Linked DNA regions of Homo sapiens: region 2 is linked to region 1. A link is an interaction called in ENCODE POLR2A ChIA-PET data of the cell type or tissue named here. Cell type or tissue: OCI-LY7. All regions are shown on one strand. Each heading gives the region's core, and the rest is flanking DNA. Links, peaks and the distances in the headings are about the cores only. Region 1 overlaps LOC105374928 (a long non-coding RNA gene). Region 2 overlaps ELOVL2 (ELOVL fatty acid elongase 2).

Region 1 (2,920 bases), core at 264-2,763:
GACGGGGTTTCACTGTGTTAGCCAGGATGGTCTGGATCTCCTGACCTCGTGATCCGCCTGCCTCAGCCTCCCAAAGTGCTGGGATTACAGGCGTGAGCCACAACGCCCAGCCTATCAATTCTTTCAAAGTGTGTTTAAATTACACTAGTATGTGTGAGTTGCAGATCTTTCATGTTTTCCAGGTGGGAGGGAGAAGGAGAGAGGACAAACATTTCATGTTTCAACACAAATGAGTCTCCTTCAAGTCCAGTGTATTAATTAACAACTGGTTATCCTTAAAAATTGTAGTATAGTGTAAACAGGAATCTATTTATTTCACTAATTAATTCATTTATTTAGACATTAGCATGAATTCTTTATTCTTCCCTCTCTGACTACCTACACATTTCCACTCCCACACACACACGTGTGTGATAAAGTGTGTGTGCATAGTACATCCATCATATAGTACAAGGAAATGTAATTTGAAACAACGACAACTTACGCCACTAAAAGAGTAGACATTTTATCTCTGATACTTTTGACACCTACTATTACAGGCTTATTTCAAGAACACAATTTTCAAATACGTTGTAGTTGGCTCTACAAAAATCAAAATGCAAAATGACAGGTTTTTTTTTTTAACCCCAAATGTCTTATGATTCAAACCCTCTTGAACAGTGTAAGCCACTCTGAAGATCAAGTGCCACCCGTTACGGGAAAGGGTACAAAAGACCTTTGACCTGTCTGCTGCTGGGGAGTTTTGGCCACATCTGGGATTTCCATCAGCACTCACCTTCTTCGGCTCATGAAGAGGCCATGGCAGGTGTTGGTTAAAGAGGGGAAGTTGCTTTCAAAAGACTGAGATGAAAGAACTACTAGAATCAAATAGCTTACTGTAAAGACTGATTCTCTTTTGCACAGTCCTAAGAAATGACCTGTCCTTGGCCTTCCAAGATCTTGCTTCCAGAATATCAACCTGTCAGGACGGGAAAGAAGCAATAGCAGGTGAGACCATCTGAGGCGATCAGAGGGTCTTGATGGCAAAAACAAACTGACTCTATCCCTTTCCCAGACCCCAGACTCCCAGCTATGGTGGGACTAAGAATGCTGAATGCTGGTTCTCAGGCCAGTGAACCTAAGAAACTGAAGAGCACAAAAAGTGCTCTTGGCAGAAACTATTTTAATAGTGCTCGAAATACTTTTAATGAGAAGGGGAAGCAGGAACTTCAAATAAAGTTTCTCTTTTGCATTCCACCAAGAACAGATGTTTGCTTTATTCAAAGAAGTTTCATGGGGGTGATTTCATGCATAGCTAAGAGCAGCAGTAGGGTTTTTTAGCTGTTAGAGCTGGGGTTGATTTACATAATCAGGGTATTACCGCTCCTGTGGCTTTCTACCTATATGCTATTAAACATATGTGTGCTTATATCTGTGTGTGTATGTGTGTGTGTGTTCATAACGCTGGAATCAAGTAAAAGGTCCACCGTCATTTCCTCATCATTCTTGGGAATATTTACAGTATCAGGGCTGCTCTCTTATCCTCCAGCTGTAATAAAGGCAGCACTTTGTACAAAATATCTCATTTAATTTTTATGACAATCCCATGAAATAGGAATTACTGTCCCCACTACATAGATGGGAAGACCGATGCTTAAAGAGGTTGAATACACATGCTAAGGTAGCATAACCAGGAGGTGGCAGAGTTGGGATCTGAGCTGAGGAAGTCCAGGGCTCTCAATTACACTCCCACAAGATAAGGAGCATACATTGTACAGGCTGCACAAAGTCATGAAGAAATCTTGGGTAACCATCTGCAAGCCCATTTACTGATTTCCTCCCTTTAATAGGGCTGACCCACAAGCCCACACACTGTGGCATCCGCTCTCCGCTACCACTTCACCCTGTGTCTCTCTGCTTATGCTGATTTCCGTCCTTTCCAAGATTAGCATTTGGCCTGCCTTCTCTCTATGGCCTCACTGGCCAACCCTGTCAGCAATGTGCCCTGAATAATAGAATCAGGCATAAAGTCCTTGCCCATCTTTCCTAGTAGAAAGGGGATCCCTCCATGGACTTCTGGAGCTGTCCCATTTATGTAGCCATAGCTAACTGCCTAGTCTCTTCTTTCACCAGAGCTCCATGATACCACATCCTGTTGAAAATGACACAAGGAGGAAGAAAAAGTCCCTTTAGGTGGTAGTCATCAACTTTTCCTTTCCACCCCCTCCAGTATGTCTTCATTCTTTCTCTTTCAGCTCTTCAATTTACTGGATTTTTTAAGAGGCTGTGCTCTGTTGCTATGTTCCAGATAGGTAGGTAAGTAGGTAGACAGATTAGATAGATGGATAGATGAATAGATTAGATAAATAGTAGATACATAGATGAATAGATTAGGTAGATGAATAGATAGGTGGATAAATGAATATATTAGACACATGATAGATAAGATAGATAAATAGATTACATAAATAGATAAATAGAAGATAGATGAATGCATTACATAGCTAGATAGATAGGTAAATGGATGGATGGATGGATGGATGGATGGATGGATGGATGGATGGATGGATGGATAGATGTAGATGAATAGATGGATGGATAGGTGAGCAGATAGATAAATAGATAGATGCATATTCTTGGCTTGGGTTACCCCAGAAGCAACCTGAAATAAGAATTCACATGCAAGTAGGAAACACTAGTAGGGGAATAGAGAAGTGAGAAACAGGCAAGAGAAGAAAACCAACCAAAGGAGAATAATCAAGAAAGTTACCACTGAGGGCAAATGAAGCTGAATTCCACTGGGGAATTCTGAGAGACAGTGTAGAGCCTGCTACTCAAAGCGGACCATCATCATCATCATCATCATCATCATCATCATCATCATCATCATCTGAAGCTCTACCACAAATCCACTGAATCAGGATGTGAATTTTTAACAGGA
Region 2 (2,920 bases), core at 96-2,595, 450 kb after region 1:
ATTAACATTCTTTGCTCAAGACTGAGAGGCCTCTGGTCAGCCGCCCCCATTCTAAAGCAACACAGATCATATTCTGTCACACTGAGATCTCAGGTAACTGACCTTTCTCACATCGGGGGCCTCCCGAGATGCCCTACATGGAAACAAAGATGAATATACTGTTTAAAAATTTTCAGGCTTGGTTTAGCCCAGATATTTTTTATAAAGATATTATGAAATAATGAAGATAAAGTTCCTTATATGCTGGCCAGCAATAGTAGGTGCCAGTCAATGTTAGTCATCATCTTCATCCTCTTTCCCAAGCTTTCTAAAGTTCCCGAAGACATACGTTTCCTTGAAATTTCTCTCAGGATCAGAGTCACAAATAAGGAATAGGTCCAAGTGATATGTGCCAGGCAGCAAACATGCCGCTCCTCTTTTTCAGATGCCAGCAAATTAATCATCTGTTTTGGCACTTACAACTTTTTTTGAGAGTGAGCTGAATCTAATGCATGCTCCATATCAACTTCCCGAGGCTGTCATGCTCAGCTCACACACAGTCAGGGACCAACCCGCTGGCCCCACCTTCCTGGAAATACTGGTAATGTTCTGACTTCTCCTCTGGTTGCTTGAGGAGGTGCTGTAGACCTCTGTGGCGGAGCTGGGAAATACCTGAACGGGTATTTTGAGCAGCGTGAGAGCAGACCATGCTGGCAGTATTCCGGCTCCCACCTGAATCCAGTGAAAGTGACAATAATTAATCGGGTGTACCCAAGTGGCACTATTTACAGTAATATAAAGTAGATGTTAATGTGTAAGAAATAGTTTGAAAACAAACAAAACATAAATAGAAAAAATAGCTGTAATGCTCCTTACTTGAAAAACAGTCCTACTTAAAGTTTTAGATTCAGTTTTACGAAATACAGTTCAGCCTGAATTTTCATTTTAAAACTGGATTTATGAATATATTTTGTGGAAACAGATGTTCTCTATTGCCTACCCACAACTGTTATTGTAACAAGGGAAGTTGCTTATGGAACAGCTTTGCCTATAAGCATTTTAGAGGTAAATGGAATTTAGGTCAATAACCCTTCAATGTTTTTTTTTCTTTTTTTTTTTTGAGACAGAGTCTCACTCTGTCGCCCAGGCTGGTGTGAGGTGGCGTGATCTCGGCTCACTGCAAGCTCTGCCTCTCGGGTTCACGCCATTCTTCTGCCTCAGCCTCCTGAGTAGCTGGGACTACAGGTGCCTGCCACCATGCCTGGCTAATTTTTTTTGTATTTTTAGTAGAGATGGGGTTTCACCATGTTAGCCAGGATGGTCTCGATCTCCTGACCTCGTGATCCGCCTGCCTCAGCCTCCCAAAGTGCTGCGATTACAGGTGTGAGACACCGCGCCTGGCCAACCCTTCAATGTTTAAATGCACCAAGTCTGTTCTCTAGGACTCCTCTTGCCTAAGGAAATAAGAGGAATTGTTTCCTTCCAAATCTTTATAGGCTTGTGAAAGGTGAGGATGCATTTACTGTCCTCTTTCCTTAAGTCTTTGCAGTCAAAAGTCCTTGAAGCTGGGACCCTTTGAAAGTCTGTCAGTTACATGTTGTTGGTAGTGGCTTGTTTTGACCGTTTCAAAAAAAGAAGAAAAAAACACTTAAATCATTTTTTCTTTCTCTTTTTAGGAACATCTAAAGGCCTTTGATGATGAAATCAATGCTTTTTTGGACAATATGTTTGGACCGCGAGGTCAGTGAATTACTTGAGAACTTAATGTGGAAGGAACACAGGAAGAACACCATTTAGTTATAGAAAGGGATTATGTTATTTCTGGTGTCTTGGAAATAGTAAGGTACTTAATATTTAGAAACTTAACTTCCTCAACTTTGATATCCTTCCAGAATGTCCAGAAGATCCCATTTCTCCTACTGCTTAACCTCTCCTGGGATTAAAGAAGTTCTGGGAGCAGGAAGCAGAGATAGAGTGAAATGCAATGCTTTCCTCCAGTGTCTGTCTGGCTACAAAGCCGGGTTGTAACTTTCCTTCTAAAGGATGCTGCTTTCTTGTTTCCTCTCCACTGCCCATTCATCTTCCACCTTTCTTACATCCTAGTTATATGTGACATTTCTGCCCTTAGATGCCTTGATAAATTCCCTTTAAAGATGTGTGCGCTGGCTGGGTGTGGAGGCTCATGCCTGTAATCCCAGCACTTTGGGAGGCTGAGGTGGGCGGATCATGAGGTCAGGAGTTCAAGACCAGCCTGACCAACATGGTGAAACCCCGTCTCTACTAAAATTACAAAAATTAGCCAGGCGTAGTGGCTTATGCCTGTAATCCTAGCTACTCAGGAGGCTGAGGCAGGAGAATCACTTGAACCCAGGAGGCAGAGTTTGCAGTGAGCCAAGATCGCGCCACTACACTCCATCCTGGGCAACAGAGTGAGACTCTGTCTCAAAAAAAAAAAAAAAAAAGATGTGTGCGCTTTCTCTGCCCGGGGCCCGTAGGTAGGATGAGCTTAGACATCTCTCCATCTTTCCTTCATCACCAGTCGCTTACTGTACTGCAGTGGCCTCCTAACAGGCCTCCCCTCTTCCACTCTTGCCCCTTCCAGTCATTTATTCAGTGTCAGCTGGAATGACATTCTAAAGACCTAAGTCATATTGCATGGCACTGTAGCTTAAAACTCATCAGTGTCATCCCACTGCTCTCAGGTAAAAACCAAACTTCTTATCATGGACTGCGCACCCTTGGGCTGTCTAACCCCAGCAACCTCTCCAACTCAGTCAGTATCCGTCGTCCTCACTGGCTTTCATACAGCTGCTCAAGCCATCTTTTAATTCTGCAAATATGTAAAATTCTTTTACGTGCTATTCCCTGAGCCTGGAATTCCTTCCTAGGATCTCCTACCCCTCCCTCCAGATGAGTCAGTTCCTGTCACACTTGAGGTGTC

The links. ChIA-PET counts read pairs that join two places held together with the same protein. Peaks named below come from ENCODE experiments on the same cell type or tissue, not always from the same donor. Only the 100,000 strongest peaks of a DNase experiment are listed, where the experiment ranks them.
Region 2: POLR2A ChIA-PET joins it to region 1 with 6 read pairs; 2 of 35 experiments call an interaction of 5 or more read pairs at or near these places.

What each region holds. Positions count from the first base shown.
Region 1 is chr6:11,459,323-11,462,242 of GRCh38, reverse strand. All of the region lies in intron 1 of LOC105374928 (a long non-coding RNA gene), which reads right to left. Among named protein-coding and RNA genes, the nearest start is that of TMEM170B, 77 kb to the left of the region's middle. RefSeq lists an enhancer at 1,832-2,021. In OCI-LY7, for the core only: CTCF peaks have their summits at 1,463 and 1,664 (motif pointing right); DNase peaks (open chromatin) are centred at 802, 1,252, 1,862 and 2,662; H3K4me3 peaks cover 2,481 bases; H3K27ac peaks cover 2,500 bases.
Region 2 is chr6:11,009,545-11,012,464 of GRCh38, reverse strand. It overlaps ELOVL2 (ELOVL fatty acid elongase 2), which reads left to right. Exons shown (of 8, transcript NM_017770.4): 2 at 1,656-1,719. Among named protein-coding and RNA genes, the nearest start is that of ELOVL2-AS1, 33 kb to the left of the region's middle. In OCI-LY7, for the core only: no CTCF peak of the experiment used is centred there; no DNase peak of the experiment used is centred there.